Regions from separate parts of the Mus musculus genome. Here regions 2, 3, 4 and 5 are each linked to region 1. Evidence: chromatin loops called from intact Hi-C (ENCODE). Cell type or tissue: heart. All regions are shown on one strand. Links, peaks and the distances in the headings refer to the core of each region. The heading gives the core; the rest is flanking DNA. Region 1 holds the start of Cd36 (CD36 molecule). Region 2 overlaps Gnat3 (guanine nucleotide binding protein, alpha transducing 3). Region 3 overlaps Gnat3 (guanine nucleotide binding protein, alpha transducing 3). Region 4 overlaps Gm31612 (a long non-coding RNA gene). Region 5 has its middle 41 kb from the start of Gm31612.

What was found. Peaks named below come from ENCODE experiments on the same cell type or tissue, not always from the same donor. Only the 100,000 strongest peaks of a DNase experiment are listed, where the experiment ranks them.
Region 2: a loop joins it to region 1, with 2.8 times the contacts of the local background. A loop is called at or near these places in 6 of 42 quality-filtered maps.
Region 3: a loop joins it to region 1, with 2.1 times the contacts of the local background. A loop is called at or near these places in 14 of 42 quality-filtered maps.
Region 4: a loop joins it to region 1, with 8 times the contacts of the local background. A loop is called at or near these places in 2 of 42 quality-filtered maps.
Region 5: a loop joins it to region 1, with 3 times the contacts of the local background. A loop is called at or near these places in 5 of 42 quality-filtered maps.

What each region holds. Positions count from the first base shown.
Region 1 is chr5:17,834,468-17,840,982 of GRCm38, forward strand. Cd36 (CD36 molecule) reads right to left here and starts at 1,429. Exons shown (of 15, transcript NM_007643.4): 1 at 1,151-1,429. In heart, for the core only: a CTCF peak has its summit at 2,741; DNase peaks (open chromatin) are centred at 1,544 and 2,164.
Region 2 is chr5:17,979,553-17,986,067 of GRCm38, forward strand. The region is part of intron 1 of Gnat3 (guanine nucleotide binding protein, alpha transducing 3); the gene reads left to right. Among named protein-coding and RNA genes, the nearest start is that of Gnat3, 20 kb to the left of the region's middle. In heart, for the core only: no CTCF peak of the experiment used is centred there; a DNase peak (open chromatin) is centred at 3,429; H3K27ac peaks cover 2,495 bases.
Region 3 is chr5:17,999,094-18,005,608 of GRCm38, forward strand. It overlaps Gnat3 (guanine nucleotide binding protein, alpha transducing 3), which reads left to right. Exons shown (of 8, transcript NM_001081143.1): 4 at 561-718; 5 at 4,668-4,796. Among named protein-coding and RNA genes, the nearest start is that of Gnat3, 40 kb to the left of the region's middle. In heart, for the core only: a CTCF peak has its summit at 2,777; no DNase peak of the experiment used is centred there.
Region 4 is chr5:17,935,684-17,942,198 of GRCm38, forward strand. Gm31612 (a long non-coding RNA gene) reads left to right here. Exons shown (of 3, transcript XR_389766.2): 2 at 6,001-6,134. Among named protein-coding and RNA genes, the nearest start is that of Gm31612, 6.8 kb to the left of the region's middle. In heart, for the core only: no CTCF peak of the experiment used is centred there; a DNase peak (open chromatin) is centred at 3,038.
Region 5 is chr5:17,887,756-17,894,270 of GRCm38, forward strand. It overlaps a transcript of Cd36 not described here. Among named protein-coding and RNA genes, the nearest start is that of Gm31612, 41 kb to the right of the region's middle. In heart, for the core only: no CTCF peak of the experiment used is centred there; a DNase peak (open chromatin) is centred at 1,076; H3K4me3 peaks cover 538 bases; H3K27ac peaks cover 778 bases.

The DNA.
Region 1 (6,515 bases), core at 860-5,859:
TGTTATCTGTTAATCTAAATTTGGTTTATTGTTCTGGTTCAATAATGATTTTAGTGGAAAGGGTTTTCTACATTGTTCATTTATATACTCTAAAAGACTCTTGGAAAATCAACTAGTAAAATTTCTTGAGGATTTTATTTTTACTTATTTACAAAGTAGTATGTACAGCAAGGATCTCTTAGACTTTCAAAAGACATTGCCAACTTAAAATTATTTATGAAAGGACTGGAAAGTCTTGGATCCTTACATCTTTAGAAACATTTCAAATTTATTATTAAAAATTATGCCATTTATAGTTACTTAGTTAATAACAATAATAGTTAATAATTAGGTAGTTAATTTTTTTCTAAAATGTGTTATCTATTCTTTAAACCCAAAATTATGATTTAGGGAAATAACTTACTAGTATTTGAAATGATTTTTTTAATTTTCAAAGGCATTAATTTTCTTTCATTTTTACATTTAAGTAGTATACTGATACACATTAATTAAATTTAAAGTAATTATTTGAAATTACCCACTCCTTTTGGGAAGTAAAATATTTTTGTTCATTAGAGAAAAGTGCTCAGTAAATGTATATGTAATTCCTGCCTTACTCCTAACTGTGGAGAAAATAATCAAGTTCACCACAAATTGTCCACTGAAACTTCAACAAGCTAATGACACTGAACAACAGCAAATAGTTAACAAATTGCATTCAAGACAGAGTGCTCTATAAGATTTACAAGTTGTTTATATACTAATCTCACTGTATCAACACTCTTGAAAAATGTTCTTATATTTTAAAGTAAAAATCATGTTTAAATAGAGAAGTTTTGAATAAAACCCAAATTGGCCTATAAATCATTTTAAATATTGACAAAGGAGTGTTGAAAATATACATGATATCAAAAATCATAAACTAAAATATCACTTGTCACTGAACAATATTTTAATACTATCCAGCAAAAATATAGGTAGATCTGTAAATAACATATAAGCATTCAATAAAGCCTAAAGACTGTAAGAAAACAATGGATTTATTTATTCTTCATTTGACATTTTTCATAGTAAGTGTTTTAAAATGCTATTATCTCCTCTCAGTGTAAAGGCAGACAAATTTTTCTTTCTTTCTTTTTTTAATGTAAAGGGAAAATCCCATATAACTTACCTTTGAAAGGCTAGGAAACCATCCACCAGTTGCTCCACACATTTCAGAAGGCAGCTGTGAAGAAGAAAAAGTCCTCAGTAGAAAACCCCTACCCTGAATTCCTCACTACTTATGTGTGTGAGAGTTGAAACGAGCTTTAAAAAATTCAATGTCAGATGCTAATTTGTGGTTGGTTGCCAAGGGAATTGAAAAAAAGAAGAGAAAGAAAAAAGTCACACTTCACTGCTAGTTAAGCTCACAAGGGTCTATTTCTGGTGAAGACCCATCACCTACATTTGAAATACTCAGCAGTCTTTTTTTTTTTTTTTTGGCCATGTTCCCATCCAAGTAAGTCAGAGGCCAGAGAACCAACGGAACTGATTTGAGCCGCCCCTGATTTGAGCCGCCCCTTCTATACTTTGTTTTCCATTGTAATTGTTATTCCAGATGCTGGAGTGTAGCAGCAAGGGGGAAGTAAATTAGGGAACTGATTGGTCTGTCCCAACAAAGCCTGAAAATCTCAGGTCATAAAGTGCAGAGAAGAGTGTTTTTCTATACTACCTAGCATGAACCTGAAGACTTTCAGATTCATAATTTGGAAAACAATTGGAAACTCTTGTCAATCAACAGGGATGACAAACAAATTTTACAAAAGGAAATGGCCCATTGTTCTAGATGGAAGTTCTTAACTATTTGTCATTTTTTGTTGTTAATTTAGCTGAAATTTCAAGAGGATGGTGATATGCTTATAAAAAAAATAGCCTAAATATATTCATCCAAAATAGAAAGCACAAGTACCAAACAACTCTAATACTACTGAGCATAGCATGTCATCAACCTCAGCCATTCTAGATCTACAATGGGAAGAATATTCTCACAAAAAATCCACTAGCAGACAGGCAAAACCCTCATAAGGTTATCACGGCCAAAAGCTGGCAAGCTCACTAGAAAATCGTCTCCAGGTCGCTCCTGAAATGAAGCAACTAAGAGTCACGGGCAAGAATATATTTAGCTCATAAGCTCAGGGATAAGCCATTCCTTGGTCTTACATTGTGCCTGCCATTGGTGTGTGACCCTGGCAGATCTCCCTCTCACTTACAGGGGTGAAAAATGACTGGAGAACATCTGAAACTCCTTCTTAGCCTCATGAGGTTTCCCAGGGGATAACACCAATATATTTATTTAACTACTACCAAAAGGTCATTAACATACTTCAGGGTTATAGGGGTTTTGACTTTGATTTCAGTGGGAAAAGTGATGACACCATCTTGTAAACCCTCAATATAAGTTACTTATGCGTTTCATATTGAACGAGTTACTTATAGGAAAGGAAACCTTAAAACTGTGAAAAATGTATCTACATTGCATGATATGACAAGGAAAGAAAAAGAATACCTTAAGAAATATTTTAACCAGGATTGTGAATTTTCTACAAATGTATTATGGACTTCAATCTTTTTGATATAAATACTTTTTTTCCCTCAGATTTAATTCTCATGCATATAAATACCAACACAGCCATCTAGAGCTAGGTTTCCAACACAAGTACAGATAAAGTTAAGTCATAAAGAGAATATTTAACAACATTGGGAAGATCAATACAAATTTAGGAAGATAGGGGCACTAACAGAAAACGATATTTCCTGCAAATAGATGTGCACATGAACATTGCATTCACTTGACTGATTATTAGTCACACTAATGTCATATGTATCTTCTGACTTTCTCTGGAGAGTAAAATGTTACATCTTCCACTGTACATGCCAAAACACCAAATTTACATTCACTAAGACCACTGGTAGATGTTGTCCAACCTCATAGCCAACAGCTCTTGCTATTCAAGATGCAAAAGGCACACCATGGAATTGAATCCACAACATGAATTTTTTGTAATCTTTTTTTATTATTATTTGATATTTTCTTCATTTACATTTCAAATGCTATCCCCTTTCCTAGTTTCCTCCCCAAAAATCCCCTATACCCTTCCCCTCCTCCTGCTCACCCACCCAACCACTCTCACTTCCTGGCCCTGACATTTCCCTATACTGGGGCATAGATTCTTTGCAAGACCAAGGGCCTCTCATCCCATCAATGGCTGACTAGGCCATCCTCTGCTACATATGCAGCTAAATAACAACTTGAGCACTAAGGCAGTGTATGCTATGATCATTTAAGAGTAAAGAGTTGGGTTGCTTTTTATGTATGTGTATATAGAGAGAAGGTATATACATATATGTGTAATCATGTATGTGCATCAGTACAGGTGAATACATGTGTTGATATACACACATGTATGTGGAGGAGAGAGTACAACTGTAGGTGTTATTCCTCTGTATGCTATCTACTTCTTTTTTGTTGTTTTATGAGACAAGGTCTTTACTAGCATCAGGGACTCAGTGACTATGCGAGGATGTCTGGCCATAAGCTCCAGGTATATGCCTATCTCATCTCCCCAGCACTAAGACTAGAAACCTCACCTTTTCACATGGATTCTGAGTACAGGGCTGTCATCTTCAAATGCTTCACTGACTGAGCTATCTCACCAGACCCAGGTTTTCATCCTTAAATATCACTTGATTCAGTATTTTGAGCCAATACGTTCCTCAGGAAGTTCCCCTAGCCTTATAGATATCAGTTCCAGCCATAAATAAACAGATAATGAATGGTAGGATAGGACATCAATGGCCATAAGTCAACTGAGCTTCGATTCTTTGGGAAGTCTCCTTGGCATGGTAACATGAGTAGATGTTGGTTTGAATCCTATTCTTATAAAATATGACTAGCTAAGTGTGCACCAGGAGCTATGGAAGCATCCCTTACTGCCTGCTTTTGTTTGGTTTGTTCTGTGGTTGTCTTGTTATACATGAAAAAATGCCAAAGTTGTATATGGAATGGTGACATGTTTACACTGTGAGGTGATCGTCAAACTTAATGTGCCTTCTACAATCTTTCTTTTAGTCAAAAAATGATGAAAATTAAAAAGGGCATTAAACACTAAGTTGTTTAGTGTAAAGCACTTGAGAACGCCTGAAGCTGCCCGTCAGTCAGTCAGGGTTCTATTCCCGACACTCCCATTCCTGAGCCTATAAATCTTTCCTTCTTTCTTGCTTTGCTTTCCCAAAGATCACTTATCATGGCTGGAGAAGGCCTACACCTGATTAGCCTTTATGACCTGTTTACGCGCCTGCTGGTATGTTTTGTCTATGGGGAAGGATTATGTCTGTTTAGCGGTATTCCCCAGAGCATTGAACAGGATGGTAAGCACTCCACAATATGTGAGAAGCCTTCAATCACGGTCCACATGGACTCAGACAGACCTCTGAGTTTTAAGAAGTACATTGATCAGGCTCTGTTGTTGACCTCGTGGTAACTACTTAAGTAAATTATATCCTATTTTCTGAAGCCTATTTGTCATTTTTATCTTAACACTTACTGATAATAGTGCCATTTTTTCCTTCAAAGGTCTTTTTATATTTTTCTCTTATTTATTAGTAGAAAAGCAGAAAATGACCTTTGTGATTTTTAAAACTGTTCAACTAAAAATGTCAGCCTTTTAGATGGACAAAGGCCCTTTGCATATGTAGAGTTATTCAGCTGGGCCTTCATATAGGACTCCTCAAACAGCAGTAGGTGCTGTCTCTAACTACATTGCCTGCCTTAGAATTGCTTTCCCACTACTGGGCTGCCTAGTCTAGCCTCAACAGAATAAGATCAGACAGTCCTACTGCAACTTGTTATGCCAAGGCTGGTTGATATCCATTGGAGGGCTCAAGTTTTCAGAAGAAAAGAGGAAAAGAGGTGGATGGAGGAGGGGAAGGGAGGGGGAGAGACTGAAAGTATAGCAGGGAAGGGAAGTTGCTATCTGGATCTAAATTAAACAAATAATTATAAAAAGCAGTAAAAATAGTAAAAATCTTACCCTTTTAAAATATTTTTTACACTATAGAATTTAGTACTTCATTCATTAGTGTTCTGTTATTTGCTTTTAAAGGTCTTGGCACAGTTACAATGTCTCTCTTTGTTTTGAGATTATGAAAATTATACCCTTTACCCCGCAGTCTATGACTATTTAAAAATCCTTCATGGCAGTAGTTTAGACAGCTGATTTATGCAGTTCAACTCTTGTGAAAAGAGGAAGTGCAATAAGTTGACTACACAAATATTGGGACATATTTAAGAGGCAGATGACAGATGTATTACAAGTCTCTAGAAGAGAGGGGTCACATGATGCATGTCTAATTCTCATACATTCACAATAGGATCTGACACAGCACATGATATAGTCACCGTGTCACTGATGTCTTTCACCAGTGGAATGGAAATCCATACAGTCTACCTACACCCTCAAGCTTAATAAAACTCATATAGTGGCTATAACCTTTAAAATGTAGGTTTACATTAAAATTGAGGTTGTTGGTGAGTCACAATAATTGACAACTGTTAAGGATATTTGAGTTGCTTTCTCTGAAACTTCAACAAATTAAAAGCAACATCTCTGTATGACTAAAATTATAAATGTATATTTATACAAAAATTCTTAATATTAAGGTAGCCATAATCTGACAGTATTGACACACTGGGCACTTACTATCTGCTAGACATTGGACTATGTTTGGATTCTTTCAGTTGACCACCACGCTCTCTCATTAGACTTAAGAAAACACAAAGATCTCCCAGGGTGACGCTTGTGAAAACAAACATCAAGTCCTTTTGGGGGGAAGAAATAATGAATGGCCCAGTTAGATGGCTCATGGTAAAAAGTACTTGCCATGCAAACCAAAGTCCCTGAGATTAGTGCCTAGAAATCATGGTAGACGTTGGAAAAGACAGCTAAAAGCTGCATTATGACCTCCGCACATGAGACATGCTACATACAAACCCACACCCCAAACAAATACAGTAACTATGCATTAAATAAAATAAGAAATGCTAAATATAGTCTTCATATCTAGTTTGATGTATTCTTTTCAAATTAATGTTTAGAAATAAAATTAAAATGATTTGATATTATATTAAGAAGAAAATTATATGTGCACATTATAAAGAATGAACAGGTAGTAGTTAGTAATCAAATAAGATAAAATAGCATTCTAATGTCCTATAAATTAAATCAAAACATTAATTAACAAAGTAATACTAAGGAAATCATTTATTGTTTAATGTTCTGAGAATAATAAAGATTGTCCATGGCAGACTTAATTTACAAGTGTGTATTACATGGGAAATTATATACAATATGATATCTAGGCTTTTCAATGTCTAGCCTATTTAGTTATTAGAAGTATTGAATGCATGCTATATTACATTTGTCTCATTAGGATACAGAATATTAATTTGTTGTAGTACAATTCAAAAAATTACTGAAACTATAAATCAGATTGCTAAT
Region 2 (6,515 bases), core at 542-5,541, 140 kb after region 1:
AGCACACCTTGGAGCACTGGGCCACAGAGGCCACATTCCCAAGCCTGGGCCTAAAGGCCTAAAATTTTGTTTTCACGTTTTACTTCTTTCACTTTCAGTTCAGTAAGTTTGAATGGCTTTCATGCAAATGATGGAGATTTTTAATTTTACTCATGAGAATTATTGTGTGACATGTTATTCCTGAAAAAGACTCAACATGATGAGAAGTCGACACTTCGTGGGTCTCTCTGCTCCTAGATTGTTGGCCAATGCAATCTATGAGGAAAGTGGGTGCAGAAACCTAGAGGGGCGGGGCGGGGTGCGGAGGCGGAAGGAGGAGTGGTTGCACAGCCTTGTGAGTTGCATGGAGAAAGACTGCAATGGGATCTGATGTCAGTAGACAGATCAACATTACTTGGGATGATTGACGATTTATAGTTTTGGGGGACCAAGGGTAGGGACATCCAGTATAGCAAAGGTCGTTGGCTGGGGACTTAGGGTACCTAGAGCCCCTCATTAGCATGGGGAAGCATTTTGGGAATCTCAGGTGCTGGCTGAACACGTTCTGTCAGGAGAAAAGAAATTGGTCCTACAATCTAATTGAAGCTACAAGACTTTCCTCAGATAGAGATGTGTATGGAGGCTTGGATTCCACAGACAAGGTCAGAGAATGAGAAACCTTGCTAATAAAGGGAGTTTCCCATATTTCACCAAGCCCAGAGGCTATCTGGTCAAGGTGTGCTTTGACCTTAATTAGCAAGTAAGTTTCCCACTATACTTGAATACAAAATATGTCTATAAAAGCATAGTTTTCATTTCAACTTAAAATAGTTTAAGTTGCAGGGCTTTGGGGTGTGTGTGTCTTGCTTCTGGTTTATAATAAAGACACAGATATCTGGCCTTTTTTGGCTTGGGCAGTCTCAGCTAGCTCAGCTAACATAAGCCAACTTCACTGCCACTGTGTTCCAACCTCGAGGTGCTCTCTGCTTCTTTCTTGTCCAAGTTTCTGTGTCTTGCCTCTGTCCTTCTGCCCAGTAGTTCTGTCCCAGCTCCTGCCACCAACTCTTTTATTTATCAAAAGTCACACTCTTGTGGGTGGGGGGAGCTATTAACATAGTGGGAGAGGTTCCACAGTTTACATCTGGACTATCTTTAGGTTGCCTTTTGGCCAAGTTGGAGACAATGTGACCTTTTGTGACCTCCCCCACAGCAGCGCTAGCTTTTTATCATGATAATCTCAGAGAACCCTCTTTTAGGGCAGGTAAGGAAGTTATAAACTTTTACTTATCTGGCAGCATCTGGTGCTGTCGACGCAGCAATTAACAAGGAAGATACAAGGACTTACGTAGCCATTAGATACAATAAATGTGGGTGTAGGTCATCCCAACTCTCCCCCATAGTTCAAGAAAGGGCTTTATCTCTAACATCTGTAAAACCTGTATACACTAAGAACAATTGTGAGAACTACCAGGGGAAGAACTATGTTTACAATGTTTATTCCATTTCTATTTGGGAACTTGAGAAATAAAGTACTCCACTGTTTGTCTCATCTTGGTGAGCCCAATGTACTGTAGGTTTGTGTCTAATGAACACAATGAGAAGTCCCCTTTAAGTTTATACTTAGAATACAACGAAAGAAAACTTAAGATGTTGAGCTTGTGAATATGATATTACCAAAACTCCATTGATTAATTTTCAAATTTTAATTATAACAGTAGCAGAGTGAGGAAAAGTCATCTGAAATGTTTTTCATTCTGTTTAATACCTTAAAATCACTTAAATCGCTTTCTTATCACTATTTAAGCTTTCATATTCTCCAGCCTTCATAACTTTCACAGACCAACCTTAAAGCACCATCCTAGATCTTATAGCACTGTCTTAGGTCCTACAACGTAAACTTCAGTATCCTCAGCCCTTATTTAAAAATGGTAACAAGGAAGACTGTATCTAGACTTAGTAGCGGCAGCTTTAGGAGAGTGAGGACCTTTGCCTGAGCTTAGAATTGAGAACACATCTGGAGACTTAGTTTCTGTTGTTAAACTGATCATTCTTTCACTGAACAGATAGTCTGGGTCCCTCTGTGATCAGCAGGGGCATCAGCCTTTGGCTACCAGACCCAGAAGATCTGACAGACTTTCCTGGGAAGCAGAAACTTAAGGAATGACTGTCCTACTTTTCTAGGCCAAGAGAGTCATTCAACTCCCTTGTGTCCTGCTTGCCCACAGTTGGGACCAGCAGTCACTCAATGGCTGTTTTGCCACGTTTGAAGCAAACTTAAGGTGGAGGCTCTTCTTTGGAGGAAAATACGGGTGCTGCCAGGAGCTGGCATGTCTCTCTATAAAGAAAAGCTTTTTTTTTTAATTAAACATTTTAAATGCCATATTCTGCAGGTCTCTGAAGCACTTGAAAATCATCTATCTATCTATCTACAGTATATCTAAATAGTTGAATTTTTTGTTTGTTTGTTTCTAGTTATCTGTGTTAGGCTTAACATAGAAAACATATACAAGAGACTAAATGAGGCTTATTCCTATCATTAATTATGTCCATTCTTAGCATGAATACAAGTAAAATTATGAATTAATGTATTAAAGGATTTTATCATTTATAAGGTGACTGACTACCAACTTGTATTTCTTAATTATCCTTAACAGTTTACAATAGTAGTCTTTATAAGACTAGGACTTAGGTTTAGCCTTTAGCATCATGATTTGGAATTGAAGTTCTTCTAGTATCACAATAAAACTTTCAATCATAAATACAGTTGAAAGAGAGACTGGAAACTTTACTGACCCAGAGGATATGGCTTGAAACCATTTAAACTTTCCACTATTAACGCACACCTGGAAACAAATATGATACAGCATTACCAGGAGAATTGAATTTATGTGAACACATATGTAGAATGTGTGTGAGTGCATTCCTCTCTATAGTCCTCATTTTTCTCGTGCAGAGATCAACACAGCCACAAGACTGGTGCATTCTAACTCCCTCTCTATTATACAGTTATATGATTTCATTAGCCTAGAAAATTATCATATATATCAACACATGTCAAATTATTTAATGTCATGGTGCCCTTTTTAGCCAAAGGAGCAAACAAACTCTGTGTGCTTCAGAAGAGCTCAGTTGCAGTTATGAATATTGTACAGATTTCAGATTCTCTTTTCATATTTCTACATAACAATAGTTTTGTTCATTTGTATTTTATTATTTTCTAATTGTGTGCATTAAAATGCAAATGAAGTACAGTTTTTAATTGTTATTTGAAGCATTATCTTCTTCAAAGAAACAGTACGTGTCTTGCAAAAATTCCTCTGGTGCTCTTTAGCCTAGAAAGTAACGTTAGTTATGCCCACACTTTAGAAGGAAGGAACTATTTTAGGCTGTACTGAGCAGAGGCAAGCATGCTGTCCTGTGTATATTTAGTCCTGTAACATGACCTAATCCTCCAAGAATGGTGTGATGATCGTGAACTAAGACCCACTATCACTGTGAGAATGGGAATGAACAGTTCATTTCTGAGGCGCTTGGAGATGGAGTTTGAAATAATGAAGGAGACTTTTAGATGAGTTGTTTTTTATTTAGAAATTATGCCAGTACAGCAGTTAACTGTTTGAGACTTCACCCAGAACAGTAAACTTACTACAGAGAGCAAAGAAAATCTTTTAAAATTTTTACAAATTTTTAAACGCTGCTTTACAAAATAATTATAACCAAATATAAATTATTAATATGAAGTTCCATAAAAAGTTATCTTCTACTTTATAGCAATTAATTATTTTATATCACTTAAGTACATAATTAATTACTTAATAAGTTACAAAGAATTGTTATATACTTACAACCCTTCTAGTGTCAGAAATAATTTGGGAAATTCCAGTATTAGTGTGATTCCATCTGATTTTGACTTTTGCCCTTAGTATTCATGGATTACACACCAGTGGTTTCAAGCAACTAAAGATGAAAAATGCCTGTAACTTTGACCTGTATTTAATACATTGAGATTTTTTATTCTCATTATCTTATCGACAATAGAAAATAACAATGGTTTACATCATAGTTACAATACAGTTATAATTGTAAATAGTGCAGCAGTTTAAAGCACAGTAGTGAATCTGCATAGGTTATGAACAGATATGATATCCTATTATATAAGAGACCTGAGCATAGGAGCTTTGTGCCTTCAAAGGACTCCTATAATCAACCTAGTTTGTTATTCTAAATGTACATTTACTCTTTGTCATAACCTAAAAGTCACCCTTTTTATCCACCTAATGTGTGACACAGTTTTGAGTATTCTATACCAGAGAAATAAAATGATTTATGTCTGCAATTTTTTTTTTACCTGACCAATAGTGGGTCTTAAGTATTAAAACATTTCTTTAAAATCCATGATGTTATAATCATATAACTTTCAAATTTTACTTCCGTGTGTGTTGTGATACAGATGAAACTATGGCCTCCCACATCTAGACATATATTCTACCTCTAAGTTGTATCCTGCTGCAAAATTCATATACATTTTTCTTGGTTCTTAAGAATGATATTTCACTTGATTGAAAACACTTCAGGAGTAAGTTTGACTTTGTTAAGGGAATCATAGACAATATATAATTATTTTAAAGTTTTAATTGATGGTCAAGAAGAAGCATTCTTTTCCCTGTTTCAAAAATGCTCCAGGCTTTTCCCATCAGTCACTTCACTGAGCAAAATATAGGACAAAGTAAGCCTGAAGAAGTAGGACTGAAGCTTCTTCTATCATCTCATTCCCACCGCTGAAAAACTTTTGGTCAGTAAAACTGAACACGTGTACTTGATTTGGTGGCGTGAGATTGTATGGAACTTGGTTTTCTGACACTTACTTTCCAATATCCACTTCCATTGCTAGTGGCTAAGTATCCAGGGCTGTGCAACTGTTTGCTGGGAGAACGGATCCCTAGAATCCACAGGACCTAGTTTTAAAATCAGCACTGCAAAAAAAAGAGGATTAAAAAAAAATCTATGAAGGAATATTGTCAAATTGCTGTGGCTGATTTTTGCATTCATTAGCTTTGTTTGTAAGTTCTATGACCTATGGCAGAAAGCACCCTGGCATAATAATGGAGGCGAATCGTGGGCAGTTTATCCAGCAGGGAGAATCGGTGCATAACCACCTGTCAGTGAAACATTATTTATTATAGCCTCACCACTCCTTATTTTTCTGTATCACAGGCAGCTGTTTAGACAACTGCAGAAATCAGATACATTAAGATTTGCCAGGGACAATAAAAATGTTCTGCCATAAGGGTTAAATTTAGATACCTCTCTATCTGCTCACCCAGGCTCAGGAAATATGTAGAGCAAGACCATACAGAAGTACTTCAATAGAAAAAAATGTTGTCTCATAAAAGGGACAAAATAAAATAATGTCATACAATGCATTTTGATATTATTTTTCTCCCTCAATTCCTTCTAGACCCTCCCAAGCCCCATCCAGTTTTAGGATCTCTGTCTCTCTGTCTCTCTCTCTTTCTCTTTTCTCAAAAATCAAACAAAGAAAACCAATAAAACAAAAAGAAAGAGAAAGAAAGAAAGAAAGAAAGAAAGAAAGAAAGAAAGAAGGAAGGAAGGAAGGAAGGAAGGAAGGAAGGAAGGAAGGAAGGAAGGAAGGAAGGAAAGACATTTTGTGTTGGCCAGTTGCTCTTGGGCATGGAACGTGCAATGATTCCAGGTTGGTACACTCAGGGACATGCCTTTTAAGAAAACTGATTTTTCCTTTCCTTTTCAAATAGCTTCTTGGTCGGCATAGGTTAGTTTTGAATTACAAGTTCAAAGAATCATTTCTTTCATGTGAAATATATCTCATTCTGATGCATGGGGATGAGATCATAAGCGTGGAGCAGGAAGGAAGCACTAGAGAAAAACTGGAGGTCAAGTAGGTAGAAGTGGGATTAAAATTCATCATTGTGCTCTCAGGGACCTCTAATTCATATTCATCGGTATAATTTTAATAAAAGCTTTAGATTTAGTTATTATTCAAATTACATTTTGCTTATATAAAAATCATAAAACATTAAGTCAAGATAACTGCCTGCCATACACAGATGCAAAAACAAACAGAGGTCATGACTTTTTAGTTTTCATTTCTCAAAACGCTTGTCCTTAACATCAAGAGAGATTCAGGCAGTATCTTCAGAAGGTCCTGACTGACAACCTAAAACAGCCACTAAGTTTTCACCAAGAACTATTATGTCTGTTAAAGATCATGTGAATTTTGGGTTTTTCTATATGATGCTAGTTTTCTATATGATGATAAGTTAATGCCAAAATCTCGTATAGTGTACATCATAAACTGTAATACATGTTGTGGATAAGGGTGAATATAACATCTGTGATACCACTGCTGGTTCCTCATTTTTACCTCAGCATATACTGATCTTACTGCATGAGACATTCCATGTCATCCCATATGCATTAGGGCTCCTGGCAGTTAACTAAAGTTGTTAAGATGCTTCATTCTTCTGAAAAAAGGAAATTATAGCTATGTCTAAGGC
Region 3 (6,515 bases), core at 698-5,697, 160 kb after region 1:
ATCCTCATCACTTTCCACATCTTACTATGTACTGACATAATACTTACTCTGTTTTTTGATTCTTAGCCAATTCTTATGTCTGTCCTATGGCACATTAATGCAAAGGCACTCAGTTCACACCATTTAACGTACAGCGTCAGTACCTCTGTGTGTCTATACGTGTGTGTAATCACTTGCCCAAGTAATTAAAAGAAATACCTCATGCCAAGTAACATTTTATTACAATCTAATTTTTCTTTCACACCAGCATTTTAAACCAGGCCATAACAGACTAGCACTGTTATTCTTTGTGACAACATATTCAGAAATCAATGAAATATACCAAAGCATTCAAATTCTTCATATAGTATTTTGCAATTTTCCAAAGGTCAGCATTTCTAGATATCAGTCAACTACTATAATGAATTTTAGTTTAATTATTCTTCATAGATTTTGAAAAACTCTTCAGTGAAATGATTGACAAAATGAAAGGAACAAAAACCTTTTAGCGTGCTCTATTTAAAACAGTGCCTGTGCCTAAATAGCATACTTTTGTTCTTCCCACCAAAATATTATTCCAGGAGGACCAAGAACAACTTCACTCAATGGCAAATACACTAGAAGATGGTGATATGACTCCACAGCTGGCTGAAATCATTAAACGACTGTGGGGGGATCCAGGAATCCAAGCCTGCTTTGAAAGGGCATCTGAATACCAGCTCAATGACTCTGCAGCTTAGTAAGTCATTTTCTTGGACAAGAATTGCAGATGACACATAGGTTGTAACTTGGCACATTGTGCATGTAAGCACAAATAATGGGAAATGGTTTAGCATTTTATTATAAAAAAAAAAACCTGAGAGCCAGCAGAAAAGACATGAAACAACATACCTGAGAAGAAATATATACTACACATATCTTCTCTTAGTTAAAAAAAAAAATTACCATGATGTTCAATGCTTACTTAGCATGAACACAGACAGATGGCATGCGTGTTGATATTTGGAACTGTATGCATCTGAATCATATATTTCAGTGTTACTGAAATAACCCCTAGAATAAGTTTACTAGTGATATATGTGATAGACCACTAGGTTATTGAGCAAGACACAAAACTCTGGAAGAAAAGTCGATTGGCTTCAGATTTTAGCATATTGTGAAATCTCGTTAGAGTCAGCATAGCAAATATTGGCAAGTAAGTATTTAATGTTAATAAGGAACTTAGGAGAGCATTGCACTGTTTACAATAGAATTGTTGCCACGACTTCAAACTTCCTTGTTTCGAGTGCTTCTTGAATTATTTTCTGTATGAATCAACAAGAACATGTGATTTTGTTTGGCTACAAAAAGTTTGTGCAATTACTCGTTTTCTATTTCTTCCCATGCCTACAAACATAGAAAACATACAACATTGTCCTTGAATGAATCCCGTGACAAACCATGCAAGCCCTGAGGTTTAATTAAACAAGCAACAAAAAGTAATGTGGCTGGGAAGCAAAGCTCTCTTTAAACAGAAAGATGGGTCATGCATGACAATGACAATGCAGATTTGTAATCACTGAGTACCTTTGACCCATAAGTCTGTTTCTTAGGAAAAAACGACAGTGATGGATGGAGAGAGTCTGGAAAAAAAAAACATAAAAAGAAGTCCATGTGTAGTGAGCACATTTCTGTGATGGTGATGAGTGTTCATTTATTGTTAATTTCCACTGGGACCATTTCCTTTAGACAAAAGTATGGATTCCACTTGATGAGAGCAGGGTGTCACTCTATGACTACATAAACTTGGGAACATTTTCTCCAAGGTTCCAGTCTCTACCTCACTGTGATTATCAAAGTGATTTCTGTGGTACTGTAAAACCTTGCTTACCTGTCTGTGCTAATCATTGAGTAAATTAGATGCAAGCTTATACATTACATACAAAATGTTGCTTAGTTACCTCTGGGAAAGGTGAACCGAAAGACAGACATGTAAGTGTGTTCCAGTCAAGATTAATAAATTTCATTTTGAATAAATATTGCCTAGATACCTTCAATTACATTGTTAGTATGCTTGCCTCCTTGTTTGTCCTTTATATTTATAGTAAAAAATTTAACTAATTATAACTCAGATAACTAACCTGAGGCAATAAAATGACACTGTATTTCATATTTTAGATGATTTATTTGTTTAAATGCTTAGAATTTTTGACTAATAGTTTGAGTTGAGAATATTACCATACTGTTAAATATATCAAACATCTATTTCCATTGATTTTCTGAGTTCTGCCCATACTGTAAATAGTTTTTGAACACTCAGTTGATTTGCACAGCAGTATAATTTTATGAAAATTTATTTTCTCTCTATGTACTAGAAATATTTTCTACATAAACTGAATACTTGAGATATTAACTTTGGCAGCTTCAAAGTGTTACTATAGGCATATTAAATAAAAGCCTGCTAAAATGTTGCTAAATTTACATTATTTTCTTCCAAACGTTAAGAACATATTATTTTTTCAATTTTTGAATTAAATTACATACTTCAATTTCCATATCAGAGTGATCCTGCACTGCCTATTTATTTTGTTTATACTATATAAAACATTTTTTTCCAACTTTTTAGTGAAAGGAAGATTTTTTTTTTTTTTTTTTGCACATCTAGACATTCTGCAGATGGACGCTGCCAGAAGAGTAGAGCAGAATTCCCAGTTCCCGGGTTTGGCTGAAGATGCCACAAGCTCTAGGAAAAGCTCGGAGGAAAGGCCTCAGCTACCTAAGTTTCATGGTTTACTAATTAGGGCCACCTAGTGTGCTGTTTAAATTCCACAAGCATTAAGAGCAAATGTGGTTTACAAGGGACAGCACTATCTTTACAGGATTAGAAGTAAATAATCAACGCATTGTATGTGACTTGAGTCATAACAGCTAAAGGTTTAGAAACTACAGGCTTGGGCATCCAAATACCAAATTTACTTATTAAAATCAGCACTTTTGATGAAAATCTGCCAATTTGCTAAAGTCTCTTCTTTGCCTAAAGTGATTTACAAATGCAAAGAAAAATTATTTAAAATCTATTTTTGCTCAAGCTTTCATTAAATGGATTTGATTTCTATTTTGTAAGTATATCATGTTTTTTTTTAAACTTTTTTACTTGGACACAAAATGGCTGACATATCATGCACTTCTCACACATCAGATTTCATCAATAGAAAATGTACAATGCTTCAAGTAATAGTAAAAAAAAAAATTAAAATGTAAAATCTGCCAATTCATTCTTTGACACATTACATCTCAAGTCAATACCCATTTAAAGGTAACCAGACTTTATTAGCATACAACCATTATGTTACCTCTTATACACAGTTTTACTTTTCTCCTTGAGGAAAACTTTAGGTGCTAAATCCACTTTTAAGGGTAAAAGAACTTTGTTTTAAAGTCATTGTGGTAGATCAGTGGTTCTCAGCCTTCCTAGTGCTGTCATCCAGTAATACAGTTCCACATGTGGTGACTCCCAAGTATAAAATTATGTTGTTACTACTTCATAACTGAAATTTTACTGTTTTATGTATTATAATGTAAAAATCTGACATACAGGCTATCTAACATCCAACCCCTATGAAAGGGTTGTTTGACTCCCCCAACTGGGTTGCCACCCACAGACTGAGAACTGCTGTGTTAGATGCTAATACATCTGAACTTCGTAACAGAATCTCTGAGCAAATTTAACTTTGTAGGCAATAACTAACATTTGCTATGACTATACCCTCAAAGTTCTTTGGAAAGACACCAAACTTTAAAATCCGTATGCAGGCATGGCTCACTTTTGCATTTAAATTTGTCACAGAAGTAGCCATATTGCTAAGCCATTTAATCCGTAGTGTCATACACAACACTACAAATGAAGGGAAATACAGTTTTAATTGTAGATCGAGCTTGAAAGGATAAAGATACTAAGAATAGTTTTCATTCTTTAGTCTAACAGACTCAGAGCACAGAGCTGATCAAGCTTACATTTAACCATTGCCAAGCTTTAGATACTGTGATCAATAAAACAAAAACCAAATAAACAGAAGGAACAAACAAGCAAAGAGTTCACTCCAGTAACAGTAGGAATTCTGGAAGTGTTAAGGGCTTCACCATGCACTGATAGACAGTGGTGTGGCTACAGTACATAGATGGCTATAATGTTCTAAACTAAGTAATCCATGTAAAAATCACCCAAACAATTAATAACTCTCAAACAATTCAAATTGTTATACACACCAATCGCTATCTTAGAATGGAAACTGAGTGATTTCCGTAACAGGATCTTTGAGGAGCTTGTAATAACTGTTGCAGCAAACATTCCAAGGCAGCATAATACATAGAAATACATCTATACAGTTCTGCATGGGGAAAGACCATTCCGTATCTCAATCTATATGATAGTGAGTCTGTCCTACAGATTTCATAAGTCTAGGGCTAAAGTGGCTTTGAGGAGTTCTTAGAGAAGAGTTCTCCAGGAGCTCTGTGGATTCCGCACTCTGCAACTGTGACATCTGAGCTCCCAAGGCCTGCCCATCAGATCAGTAGCATGATAACAAACAAGAAATAGAGTTTGTTTTCCAACATACTTTAAAGTCTTAAAATACATTTTCACTGAATTGCAGTGTATCCGATGTAAAGTCAAAAATAAAATATACTCCATTCGATTTTGTTTTTCTTAGCTACCTTAATGACTTAGACAGACTCACAGCCCCTGGGTACGTGCCAAATGAGCAAGATGTTCTACATTCCCGGGTGAAAACCACTGGTATCATTGAAACTCAATTCTCCTTTAAAGACTTGAACTTCAGGTATGTTCTAACCTGCTTTCTAAGTGTGGGTGGAGTATGCTTTCGGCTCAGTATTTCATCATCGAGTCAAGTGCAGTGATTTTGGAATTAGCTGGCTAGACCCCACCCTTCATTCCTGCTGTCCACCCCATCCCACTCTGAGCCTGTCCTTCCTTCTAGGCTGCATTTCTCAAACAAGTGGTAGCCCAATTCTGTTTTCTAATACTTAAGAATGACTTTTTGAGTTTGTTTTTTTAAGAAAATATATTTAAATAGCCTTTTAGCAACTGATGTCAGAGATACTATTTTGTTTGCCTGCTTACTTCTCTATTTGCTTGAAATATTCCTTAAATTTACCTTAGCTTAAAATGGAAATAATTAAAATACTATTATTTGAATGTGATTCTATTTAGAAAGCACATTTCCATCATCCTGGTTTTGGTATGGAAATGAGTGTCCTATTGTTTTTGCCATTGTGTTGAATTCCCATTCAAGTAAACCCTTGAAAGTGTACTATCAAATCCTCTTTAGATTTACTAAGAAATGTAAACCATAATACAGTTAGACAGCATCTCTTGGTTTTTAACAGCTTTCACATATTCCCCCCTGAGGTAGGGCAATATATTTGTTCCTATTTATACAAAGTTTAACACTTTTCTTTTTTTTATGTTATATTTTTTATTAGATATGTTTTTTATTTACATTTCAAATGTTATCTCCTTTCCTAGTTTTCCCTCTGAAAATCCCCTACCCTTTCCCCCCTCCCCCTGCTTCACAACTCACCCACTTTCATTCCTGGTCCTGGCATTCCCCTATACTGGGGCATAGAACCTTCACAGGACTAAGGGCCTCTCCTCCCATTGATGACCGACTGGGCCATCCTCTGCTACATATATAGCTAGAGTCACAAGTTCCACCATGTGTTTTCTTTAATTGGTGGTTTAGTTCTGTGGGGCTGAGGGGTGATGGGGAAGAGGGGAGGGAGGGGAGCACATGTCCTGCCAGAGTTCCTGTGCTCTGGATGCGGGAGGATTGCCAGAGGCTTTCTACTAACCCCAGCCCAGGTGGCCATCTGGCTGTGTGAAGCCACTGGACCCCACTCCACAGGGGGTGGACAAGGGGCAACCCCTAATACCAGGGGCCCCACTTCAACACTCTCAGCCCCAGAGATATGGGAGAGAGGGCAGAGAGAGAAAGGTTCCCACATAGGCAAGAGTCTTAAGTCTGGTCTGTGGCTGGAGCACAGGAAGGCCTTCTGACGGGAGATTAGGCATGGCTCATTAGGAGAAAGCCTATCCTATCATCCAAGCACAGCGGGCCTTGATGAACAGAGACAGTCTATGGTTTTAGAGCTTTATTGTAGAAAGGCAGAAGGAAAGAGAAAAGGTAGAAAGAGAAAGAGAGAGTGGCCATGGCCAAGAGGAGGGGAGGGGGAAAGAGAGAGAAAGAGGAAAGGCTAGAGAGTAAGATGTTAGAGAGAGAGAGAGCTAGTAGAGAGAGTAAGAAAGGGAGGAGGGGCCAAGCAGCCCCTCCTATAGTGGGCTTGTATTATCTTGCTGTTGCTAGGTAACAGAGAGGAGTCTAGCCTGAAGGCCAGAAGCTTGGGACATTATGTACATGACTACTAGCCACAGCTTCTCCTGTGGAGGATGTGGGGGCTGTAATTTCTACACCAGCCAGGAGTCCAGGAGACATGAGGGAATGCCTTCTGTCCCATGTAGGTGAATTATCACCACCAGG
Region 4 (6,515 bases), core at 707-5,706, 100 kb after region 1:
TATATCTGGTATGTCAAATATTTCTACTAGGACATGTTTTTTTCTCAACAGATGACAGCATCAGGTTCACATGTGTGCTATATTCTTTTTTATTAGTTATTTTATTTACATTTCAAATGCTATCCCGAAAGTTCCCTATACCCTCCCCCCGCCCTGCTCCCCTATCCACCCACCCCTACTTCTTGGCCCTGGCATTCCCCTGTACTGGGGCATATAAAGTTTGCAAGACCTAGGGTCCTCTCTTCACAATGATGGCTGACTAGGCCATCTTCTGCTACATATGCAGCTAGAGACACGAGCTCTGGGGGGTACTGGTTAGTTCATATTGTTGAACCCTTCAGCTTCTTGGGTACTTTCTCTAGCTCTTCCACTGGGGGCCCTGTGTTCCATTCTATAGATGACTGTGAGCATCCACTTCTGTATTTTCCAGGCACTGGCATAGCCTCATATAAGACAGCTATATCAGGGTCCTTTCAGCAAAATCTTGCTGGCATATACAATAGTATCTGGGTTTGCTGGCTGATTATGGGATGGATCCCCAGATTGGGTAGTCTCTGGATAGCCATCCTTTCGCCTTAGCTCCAAACTTTGTCTCTGTAACTCCTTTCATGGGTATTTTGTTCTCTATTCTAAGGAGGAATGAAGTATCCACATGTTTGTCTTCCTTCTTTTTGATTTTCTTGTGTTTTGCAAATTGTATCTTGGGTATTCTAAGTTTCTCGGCTAATATCCACTTATCAGTGAGTACATATCAAGTGACTTCTTTTGCGATTGGGTTACCTCACTTAGGATGATATCCTCCAGTTCCATCCATTTGCCCAAGAATTTCATACATTCATTGTTTTTAATAGCTGAGTAGTACTCCATTCTGTAACTGTACCACATTTTCTGTATCCATTTCCCTGTTGAGGGACATCTGGGTTCTTACCAGCTTCTGGTGATTATAAGGCTGCTATGAACATAGTGGAGCATGTGTCCTTATTACCGGTTGGAACATCTTCTGGATATATGCCCAGGAGAGGTATTGTGGGATCCTCCAGTAGTACTATGTCCAATTTTCTGAGGAACCGCCAGACTGATTTCCAGAGTGGTTGTACAAGCTTGCACTCCCACCAGCAATGGAGGAGTGTTCCTCTTTCTCCACATCCTCGCCAGTGTGCTGTATTCTTAGGCTTCCTTCCTGGGAATCTTTCACAAGACACTGCCAGGTACTGTGTCTTTTGTGTGTAGACAAAAGAGTCCTTCCATTTCTCTCTCATTTAAGAAGGATCATTTTCTAATTATATATTCCTGACTGTGTTTTATTTTCTTTTCAAAATAGAAAATGTAGGTGCAACATTATGAACTAACCAGTACCCCGGAGCTCTTGACTCTAGCTGAATATGTATCAAAAGATGGCCTAGTCAGCCATCACTGGAAAGAGAGGCCCATTGGACAGGCAAACTTTATATGCCCCAGTACAGGGGAACGCCAGGGCCAAAAAATGGGAATGGGTGGGTAGGGGAGTGGTGGTGGTGGGGGGGGGGGGCTTTTGGGATAGCATTGGAAATGTAATTGAGGAAAATACGTAATAAAAAAAATACAAAATGTAGGATAACATTCCTTCCTGCTCCTGCAGTTCATTTAATGCATGTTTATTCAAATATAGTTGATAGTTCTCTCTTGCAGCTTGTAGTAATTCTGCCCAGTAATTCTGACAGTTCAGTTGTACTAGGCCACTAAGAGGAACTTTTCAGGTAGAGTTTTTGGAGGGTCTTATAAGCCCATGAATCTAGAAGCATATTCATCTCCCAACTTTGTTAGACTTTCCACAAGTCTTTCATCAAGCAGGGTCACATGCTTTCTCATTCCTTTGGCCTTCAGGACATAACAAAATTAGAATATTTGTTTATTTATTCAAACAAATTATTTAGTCTCAACAAGGATTTGTTGATTCATTTTTACTCGTAGATTTTTATATAGCTTGCTGGGATGTTTCAAAATTTATTTTCTTGTAATTGATCTAGATCACATAGAAACAGAAACACACACACACACACACACACACACACACACACATGCTATTCAATGTAGCTTCAGAATTCTCATTCCATTTAGTACCCACATGTTGAGACTACAAATATGATGTACCACTACACATTTCTTTGTTCATATTTTTCTACTTAAATTTATTCCCTAGATTTCTGATTGGTTTATTTCAAGATGTCTCTTTATTAATTCTTTTTAGTATCAGTCATTCCCCTAATTTTATTGAATTATCTTTCTCTACTCTCAGAAGGCTTGTGTCCTAATGTTCATACTTTTGTATTAATTAATAGGTGCAAATCAAAATTTCTTTCTTTGAAGTTTTTTTTGCTATAGCTACCTATATAACAAGAGACCATAGGACCTTGGTTTTCATATGTTTTTACTATCCTACATTACAGTATTGATGTTTATGTCTTGATAGACCACACTGCCTCTATTAATTTTATAAAGTGACTTTCTTAAGAAATATCTTAGTCATGCATGTGTCTGAGGGTGCCAGCCTGTTTGTAGGCTGTGCTGGCTTTATTCTGATTATGTACCACAGTGTACTCTTCTTTAAGCTTATTTGGCTAAACTCAATTTCTCTGCACACAATACATACAGCAGTGGCTCAGAGAGTCCTCATTCTCAGAAGGCCACTTTGGGAAAGGGTGATTTCTATCAGAGCAAGTAGGTGTGGTAAAGACAGCATTGCCAATGGGACACACATGGCTGCTTCAGTGATGTAGAATACAATGGAAGTTTTCTTAGGGATGGAAACTAGGGCAAGAGTCACCATGGGTGTAATTTGGCACCATGGATGCTGAAGTCATATGTGGGTCAGTGGAAGCAGTGAGGGACGAGCAGAGCATAGAGTAGATGTACTGCCTACCTCTTTGTAATTTTGTCTCCTTAAGGCCCTTGGTTTCATAACTCTGTCTACCAGACCCAAGCACTGGGGAAAGGACAACATAAATTCTTTCTCTGATCCAAAACTCTAGTAGCTTCTCCAGCTACTAGGTGTCCAAGCCTTCTGTTTTGTCTGACTTATCAGTTGGACAAAACATCTGACATAAATAACTTACAGGAAGAGACTGCTTATCTCATGATTACAGAGGACACAGTTTATAGTGGCAGGGAGGACATAGCAGTACACAACAAATTACATCATAATGGCCAGGAAGAGGATAAATGTAGGGGAGGCAGGCCAAAGGTAAGGCAGACTCTCCCAAAACATTTCTGGAAAACATTTTTTTCCTTCCCAGTCCTGCTCCTGGAATGATGACTCTGAGACTAACTAGTTATTATTAAATGCCTAGGCCATAAGCTCTGGCTCTTTTCCTGACTAGCTCTTAACTTGTTTATCCATTTAAACTATTTTATGTCTATGATGTAGTCAGTTACCTCTCTTTTAGTCCTGGTGCACTTCTTTCTTTGAGTCTCCTCAGAATCTCCCTGCTGGCTTATGTCCCTCTCCTCCTCACTGTGTTCCTTGAATTTCTCCTCTTCTCCTCTCCTGTCCTCTCCTGTCCTCTCCTGTCCTCTCCTGTCCTCTCCTGTCCTCTCCTGTCCTCTCCTGTCCTCTCCTCCTCTCTCTCTCTCTCTCTCTCTCTCTCTCTCTCTCTCTCTCTCTCTCCTATTTTCTTTATTTACATTTCAAATGTTGATGCCCTCCAAGGGCCCTCTGCTACATATGCAGCTGGAGCCATGGGTCCCTCCATGTGTACTCCTTGGTGGTGGTTTAGTCCCTGGGAGCTCAGGAGGTCAAAGGGAGACAATGGAAAGGAAGAATATCACTATTTGCAGATGAGATGATACTTTACTTCCGCCAGCAAACTCCTAAACCTGATAAACAACCTCAGCAAAGTGACTGGATACAAAATGAACTCAAACAAATCAGTAGCCTTCCTCTACTCAAAGAATAAACAGGCTGAGAAAGAAATTAGGGAAATGATAGCCTTCAAAATAGCTGGATGTCTCTTTTATACTCTTAATATTTCCCACAATCTTCTCTCTTCCTACCAATATCTCTTCCTACCAGTATCTCTTCCTACCTCATATTTTCTGCCTCTGCTCATTGGCCATTGTCTTTTCTATTGACAGATAATGCTTATAAGAGAGGCTCTCTACACAGTTCTCTAGTACCTTCATTTTTATAGGCCACACCAAGCGAAGTACCCAAAACCTACATAAATAGTGTCACCAGCTGGGACCAGTGTTTTAACTTATGACTATTTGTGGGAGACTGTTAATACCTGGGTTTCAACATCCACATGAAGTGTAAAACCCTCCTACAACCTTTTGACAGCAGCCATGGGACTCTCAGCTGTTACCTTCTACCGGGGATTATGAAGTTTGACATCTACCCTTATAGAGTAGATGGAGACAGTCAAAGTTGCCTATGTATTTTATCCATTTGAATGCCAAGAGCCCACATTCCCCTGTCTTAATAGAGTTTGCTGTCTTCCTCATGTGTTGTAATAGTCTCCATCAATCAACTCAAAACTCATTGACTTTGGTTCATTGTGAGGAAAGGAAGCCACACATTAAAAACAAGTCATTAAATTCAGCCAGCATCTGAAATATTGGGCTTTGGAAAATATCCTCCACACCCAAGAATTAAGCTGAGCTTTGTGCTCCGATTTCCTAGTAAATGGGAGCAGAAAGTTGAAATGACTGAAGAACCCTTAGGTCTTTAAAATAGGTCAGCATATGTTCACATTTCTCACCTTTAGTAAAACCTAAAATATGGCAAAAGGGTATTTTATTTTCTCTTTTTGAGGATCATTATTTATTTTGACATGGTGGTTACTGATGCACAATCGTGTTTAGAAATATTTACCATTTACATAGGGTGTGGAAACCCTTTGTAAAAATCTACATTGAAATCCATAGCAAATAATTTAGTCATCAAGCAGGTTGTACTGTGACAAGAATGATTTGACAGGAATAGTATTTATGGAAGCCCAATAAGTTTGGTTTTTGTTTTTCTCAAACATTTTATTGATACTTTGTGAATTTCACATTATAAACTTCAACCTCTCTCACCTCTCCATCCTTCCATATCTGCCCTTTACCCTTTGCAATACATTCACCAAAAGAAAACAAAAAATAAAAAAAAAATCTTTCCATAGATGCTGCAGTGTGTCACATATTATATCCTTTTGCCCAAACAGCTTTACTTGCAAATATTCACTGTAATGAGTCATTGGCTTTGTCCAAGGCCTCTGGCTTCTGCTACACTATGATCGTTGCTTAGACTCCTCTGAGATATCCTGTTGTTGCCTTGTGTCACGGAGAGTCTACAGCTTTCCTTCTGCAGAAATGGCCCCTTAACATGCTCCAACAGTTCATCGGTTGGGTAAATATTGGGGCCTGCTAACTCAAAGCCCTGGATCTGGGCCTGAGTGAGTGGTAGCTGAGTTTATCAGCTTCCCAGTTGTCCTATGCCAGATCTGCAGCACTACCCCCTACCCTCATGAGGGGCAAGGTAAGATCTCCTGAGTGCTGCATCCAATAACAGGTGAGGACAACATGGCCCCAAGCAGTGGTCCAGAGCATGGCTTTTGGTGGTAGCATGGACCATGGACATAGACACAGACCCCCACTGCTGCAGGGCCACAGACTCAGACCTGATCATTGGTAGCAACACAGGACAGAACACCACCATAGCCTGTAGTAGCAGCAGCACAGGTTACTCACATCAGGCCCTCAGATCTCCAGTTCTGCCTCTCTTCACTGTGCACACAATTCTCCTCTTTCTCTCCCTTCTCTCTACCACAAACTATCTCATCTTAGTGCTGCTCTGACTTCAGGCAGATGGGTATTTTCTGGGTGTTCAATGTGTTTTTTAACACCAAGCTTCATATTGCTACCTGATGTTCCACTGCACAAACAGAATTTTATGTTTAAGTTAAGTAAGATTGTATTTTATTTTTAAAAAAGACATAAAAGCAAGCAATCCTAACATTACATGCTTTTACCTTCAATTAGGCAGCAGGATGAAGAAGAAGATCATACATCTTGGACCTGCTTGTGTTACAGAATGAGTTGAAGGACAGCCTAGAATTTTAAGGTGACATTGTTAAATATTAAAAAAAGAAGGAAGGAGAGGGCTGGACATACAGGTGAGTCGTAGAGTACTGCTACTTTGTTTGATTGGGTCCTGAGCTCAATTCCTTATATGAGCAAGTAAGGAAGCAGGGGACGGTAAGGAGATGTCCATGATATAGAACTTATTGGTGGAAGTAAAGGAAGGCATAAGAATTCTTCCATGGTGGGACTGTGTTCCTCATGATCATCTTTATCTTACTAAAATCTTGGAAACACCACATGGTTTGCAGCACCCAGTACTTTAAAAGAAGATTTCTTGTATGTACTATTGAGACCTATACCAAACCAGAGAAGAGTATATACAATGCTTAGAATCTCAGTTGACATTTTATGAACTAGCGGCATACCTTGAAGTCAACAGCACATACCATAGCAACAAGGGAAAGACTCAAAAG
Region 5 (6,515 bases), core at 513-5,512, 53 kb after region 1:
CCAGAAGTAAGCAACCATGCCATTATCCAGAGACAAAAAGCCAGTGACCTTTTCCCAGTAAAGAAACATATCTAATTCAGTCCTAAACTCTACAAAATCGATTGGAAAGTTAGAGTGAATTGCTTTTTTTGCACAAGCAGCTATTCAATCCATAAGTGAGCACACAGTTGAGTTTACTTTATGAAACGTTGACACTTTTTGTTTACTTGGCTGTACATGAAACACACCTGCAGAAAGATATCTGCTATATAATCAAACCTTCCACTGACCCACAAAGGACCTATCTGGGAGACAACAGTCAGTGTCAATTGTGTGATCATCAATGATGAGTATGTCTTTCCCATTCTTCCTAGGAGTTAACTAGCTAAGAGTACAAGCTTTCCCATTATTTTTTTTATTCACTAAATCAGGAGTGACACAAAGCCAGAAAATGCTTTCAAAGCATGCAAACAAAGTCTACTCAGCCTCTTTTCTGATTTTTAAGAACGACATTTTGTAATCTTAAAGCAAAAATTACAAAGTCTAAATCATGGTTTTAGAGTCATATGACCAAAATATTAATATTCAAGAAGGTCTAAAAAAAACAGATTTTAATAAGATATGAAATAAGATTTAGGCATAAAACATAAATTTTGAAAATAAAAAAGAAATATAAAATTCAAGGATAAGTCTGTTTCCACAAATTCTCAAAAGAAAATGAAATTCCCTAGCCCCCTCCTAAAAAAAGAAAATTACAGAACCAACTGGGAGATTTGGCAATGTAAAAATAAGGGCTCAAAATAAAATGTCCCTAGCTCCTTAACTGCAAGCAAATAAACTTCTTAAGAGAAGTATTGCACATTAATTATTATACCAGATGGCACACATCAGAAAGTTCACATAATTAATTCATAGATAACAGGATATCAACACAAAGACACAGACAGCTATACTCCTAAATAAAATTTCGGCTCACCAACTTCTAGAACAGCTTGCTTGCCCAGTCACAGGATCTTAAGATTGGCTTCAGGGAGACTGTTGAAGGAGACACAGAAAGTAAACACACCATTTCCACAGCGGAGCAGCTGAGAATTCTGGGAGGAGGCACGGGGTCTCAACCATTCATCTATCTTCTAGGTTATCCTGACGCCTGACAGCCATTGACATCCTGAGCATTCCAGTCCTTCAGACCCACGCCTACTAGGAGATAAATATAGGTCTCTGACACCTGAGCCAAATGAAATGAAAGCTAAAGTGAAAAATCACCCTCATTTTGTGCCTCAGTTGAGGAAAATAAAACCCTTAATCCTCTTTCTGCTGAAACCCTGTTGTGTTACTTAAGAAATAGTTGCTGTGCTTATGAAATACAGAAATACTAGTCAGTTTGCTTCTCTTCTGATGATCATTCGCTTTGATAGAGACAATCTTGGGTACTTTCTTGATCAAGCGTAATAGCAGGACTGCAGTTTAGTCAACAGATAGGGTTTTGCTCTAACCACTTGGGGAAGCTGTTAGATGCCAGTCCCTACAATGTGTATTTACGTTGTAAGCTTTCTTAGGATGTTTCCCCCTATTTTTAACAGTGCCACCATTCTTCTTTAACTCAATTAATGTGTCAGAATGTGCCACTCATGGCTGTGGTGGTTACATCTGAACTACTGTTATTTAAATATCTTTTGGATGTTTTTTGGCAGCTGGGCTTAATATTACTAATAGGTACAAGAATTAAAGCATGGCCCTCAATCTGAATAAATCTGGTAATAAAAGTTAAACTCTGATCCAATAGGGGCATGTATTCTATCAATGTATCACTAGTTTAGTAAATAATCCATGTATTAAGAATTTCTTCATAGTTAAACAACTGAGAGAGGCCAAAAAAGCCCAACACAATCAGACCTACATGCTCCTGTGATTCTTTTGAGATGATACGTATTTTCATTTAACAATTCAATTCTACAAAGGCCTAAAAAGGTACTAAGGGGAGGAGAGGGCATAGAGTTCCACATCTTATATGAAATTCTGATGCAATAGTACTTGCCAGATGCTTGGTCAAATCATTAAAAACAACACTCTCATAATATTTTAACTACTGTTCTCATGTGCAGAGAAATCCATCTGCTTAGCATTTTGCCGTGTGTGAGTGACAATCAGTTTTTGTTCCCTTATCCCAAATGAGCCTTTCAATCAACTTAATAGTTATAAGGCAATTCTACAGTAAAGAAACTTAACTAAAAAATATAAATGTGGCATGTCTAAACTGTGTAGTTTTGACTGGATCTTAGTTGTTGCAGGCTAGCCATCAATTTCACCTGTGCTTTAGCTTTGGTCAGATTAGTTATTCTATGAGCAATTCCAACATTCAAGTATTTGTAGTTATATACTAATCTATTTATTTTTGTTTAAGCAAATTTAGAGAAAGCATAGAAATCTTCCCCCCCCACCCCGCACCCCCTAAAGAACTGCTCAGATACCAGGTAAGTTTGAGAAGCATTGAGCCAGAAAAAACACAAAAAGGCAAGACAGTAATCTCCACTTGTAGAGGGGTCTCTGACATCTCTGGTAGTTGTGTGTCAAGTTTCTCCTGACAACATTTTTTTAAGACTTTTTAAGCATTTCTGGTAAAAGCACCCCAGAGGCAATCTGAGGTCTAATACGTGACAGACTGAAAGGGTAAGCAAGTGACAATAATTTCAGCTGCTGACTTCTTTTCTCAATACCAGGAAGAACTTTTAATGTGAAGTTTGAACCATATATTCCAAAATATAATTCAAGATAATTCATTATTATAGAAAACATTTTATGCCCATCATTTAGATGAAAAATTACTTTTATTTTTATTTGAAGAAAACAGTTGAAAATACTGTCCAGAACCTACCAGTAGTTACAGAACACTATGGGCATTCGGAGCATTCTGAGCTCTAAGCAGGGATTATTCTCTGTAAATAAAAATAGAAGTTTTGAATGTTCTATTCAAAAATTACAGGCGAGTATTATTTGCTCATTGGTTTCTGTACATAAGTTTCTGGGGAGTAGAATGTGATGGCTGAGAGCAAAATACCCATAGCCAGGGTTGAACTTCCAAGTGCTGAGGCTCTCTGTAATATCACTGGACAAGACCACTGACCCCATGTGCTCAGGTCATCACCAGAGATGTTTTTGTTGTTTAATGTATTAGTTTTGAAAACAACACTTCACCATGGAATATGAGTGTAACCTAAACTTAACCTGTTGATTGTTTTTGTAGTGTTTATAAACCTAAAACTTTGAACAAGTCAATATAAGCCCTTCCGGGGGTCTTTGTTGTTCAATGACTGGCTTAACCTTCAGCTGTTGAAATAAGATTCTCATAGAACATTATCGTGTACTACTCATTCCTGTCTGAAAAATCTTACTCCAAAGAAGCAAGGAAATCCACCTGGACCTTGACAATGCCACTCTGATGTTGACATTGTGGTAGCGTTTATGCTCTCTTCCCTATTCTGGAGGGATCTTTTTCTCTTATATGTCTTCCTCTTCCACTTCACCAGCATTAATTATTAATGAAGTTCCCTTACTCATTAATCAATATGTCAGGCTGCATATGTTTGGGGAACATAAAGTGATATAACATGGTCACTTTCAAAATCATTTCAGACAGGCCAAAAATGTAAATTACAAATATCCTCCTTTGTATTCCCTTGTCCATTGTTTTAGAGTTCATGGTGAACTGTTTCGAATCCTTGGCTCAGTAACATAACACGGAAGGAACAGATTGTAGCCTTCTAGGGGAAAAAATGGCATAAACTCCTTGACCCACTTGAAAACAATGTGTAATTGTCACTGAGATATGAAAACCTTAACCTTGCTAACTTGTGTTTCAGAAAAACATTTTTGAGAAACACCCTTGGATAATTATCAGCTTGCTAAGCATGAACAACATAGGATCAAAAAGATATTTGGTGGCAATATTTACAACTAAATATGCCAGCAAAATCCTGTTGGAATTTTCTGTAGGTTAATAAGACAACTTTGCATACCACTCAAAACCATCCTTCCTAAGAGACATTACTTAAAGGAGAATTGTGGCAAATGTTTCCTATTAGACTTCTCTGCTTAACTTGGTCTCACATCTGCCATGCATGTTATATCCTTTTCCTAACCCTCAGCTTGCGGCAAAGGCTTTGTTGGGTCTCTTTCTCCTTAATTCTTTTGGCTTTGGAGGAGAAGAGTCCTAACTTTGTAATAGTACATTAGAGCTCTCAAGGCCTCATAACTTATGTAAACAAGGTTTGCCTCACACTCATAGGAACTCTCCTGTCTCAGTCCTACAAGTGCTGTGATTAAGAAGAAATGTGTGCCATAGAACTGACTTTAATTTTTTTTTCTTGAAAAACTTAAAAAAGAACCTAAATAGTTTCACTCCACTACACGTGGTAGAATGCCCGGAAGGATTCATGTTAACTAGTGGATTTAGTCATTCTACAAAACACATAGATGGTAAGAATCACACTGGCTATGATTAACATGTAATATTTCTGCTTATATTTAAAAATTGTGGTATTATATTTGTAAACTATTAGATTTAGAAGAAATTGCTTCCTATTTGCTCAGTATTAAGAATGGAGATTGAAGGAATCCATACTATTAAGATTAACTTCTACTAAGATCTCTAGTATTTTCCCAAAGCTTAAAATTTTCAGTAGCTTTATAAGCCATTTAATCCCTACCTCCATCCTCATCTGCACTGATTACAAAAACCTCATCAACAATTAACATAACACATCAGAGCCAAGAGAAACACTGTTTTGTTTTGTTTTTCATCAGGTGGCCATTTATTCTTTGATACAGCAGGAGGCTACATTAACATCATGTACATATGAACATCTTCTTTTAGGTGATAAGTTGGGTACCAAAGATTGTGCATCTATTTTATTATTTGGTGAATGCACATCTATATATGGATGTTTTGCATTTGTGTACACATAAAGGAAATGAACTGAGGTATAAAAGTAAATAGGTTTTAGTGGGCAAACAATTAGGAAAGTATTTAAAGACAAGGGCAAGCAACTGCAGTGAACCATGGAGGGAAAGGAGCATGATAGGTTAAAACAACTAAAAGCACAAAGACGCAGGATGAGAAAGAAGAGCAAAGAGTAAGAATAGATGGCATAGGAATATGTATGGATTATCCCTACTCTAGGAACAAGAAAAATCCTTTGAAGTATTTTAATGCTTTGAAGGACTCTAAGGAAGGCATAATAAAATCTCAATTGCATTGATAAAGTCTGTGTGAGCAATGCTAGTGGATACAGAAAGGTAGAAATGGATGCCAGAAAGAAAAAAAAAAAAAAAACTGAGGCTGGATAGAAGGGAGACTTGGCCAAAGTGGATCTAAAAGCAAAAGGGAACACATAAGGATTTTTGAAAATGTATTTTGAATGCAAAATAGACATCCAATTATGTGTTGGTATGAGGGAAATTATGAGGTTCATTTAAGAAGTCTTCTATGGAGTTGTAGAAGTCGTGTTCCTTGGGCAATCACCAGAAAACATGAAGCTACAGTGGCTGGCACAGACCAAGTGTTGAAACACCATTTTATGGATGAAAATGAGAATAAGTGAGAGAACAAGTTATTGAGGAATTGTGTCCGAGGAGATGCCAGTGAACAGTGAAACATGAAGAGCAGCAGTCCTGGATGCTCTCTGAAGTTCCAATTCAGACTCAACCAACACCACATAACTTGTTATTTGAACAAAAACTGAATCTATACTGGAAATCGACAGACATTTTCTTGTCATTATCTCTAAGTAATTCAGAAGTTTATATTTTATTTATATTAGTGAAAGTATTATAAGTAATCTAGAGATAAGTTGAGATATAGGAGAGAATGTGTGTTGCCTATAAGCATGAATTTTTTAACACAGGTTGTGGATTGTGGAAACATTACCCATTGAGAAAGAAAAAATGCCCTCAAGGAAAAATGGGAAGTTGTGAGGGTGTGAGTTACTGTTTAGTTTTTGTTCTCACAGAAAGATTTCACAAGGTATAGCAAACTAAAGGGCACCTTTAACTCTTGTACACCAATAAGTAAAATAATCCAGTACTTGAAAACCAACCAAAACTGATTTAAAGAAATGTTGCAAGAGCTTTATACACGTCTGGGTATGTGTATAGAGCTTGTAATCTAATGGAAACTCAAGTCCCTCTGGACCAAGGGGAGAGAATATACACAGGACACAAGGTCCCTCTTCCAGCAGAACAAAACAACAGGCTGCTAGCCAATTATGGTAGCAGCCAAGCAGATGTCCCCACTGGTTTTTAAATCAAACACGGAGCCTGCATTTGTTACAGTGATTGCTTTTATATTGTAGGCACTTTCTGTTTATAAAACTGTTTTGAGGTGTTCAGGTAACTTATCAGCAATAATAATAATCATCTTCAAACACACTTCTGATATATTTGCTTGGTGAGCAACAATACACAGCACGATCCACTTTTCTTCTAGAGAAATACACGCAGGTGAAGAAGCACCGATGTGAAGTCCACGGTAATTCTCT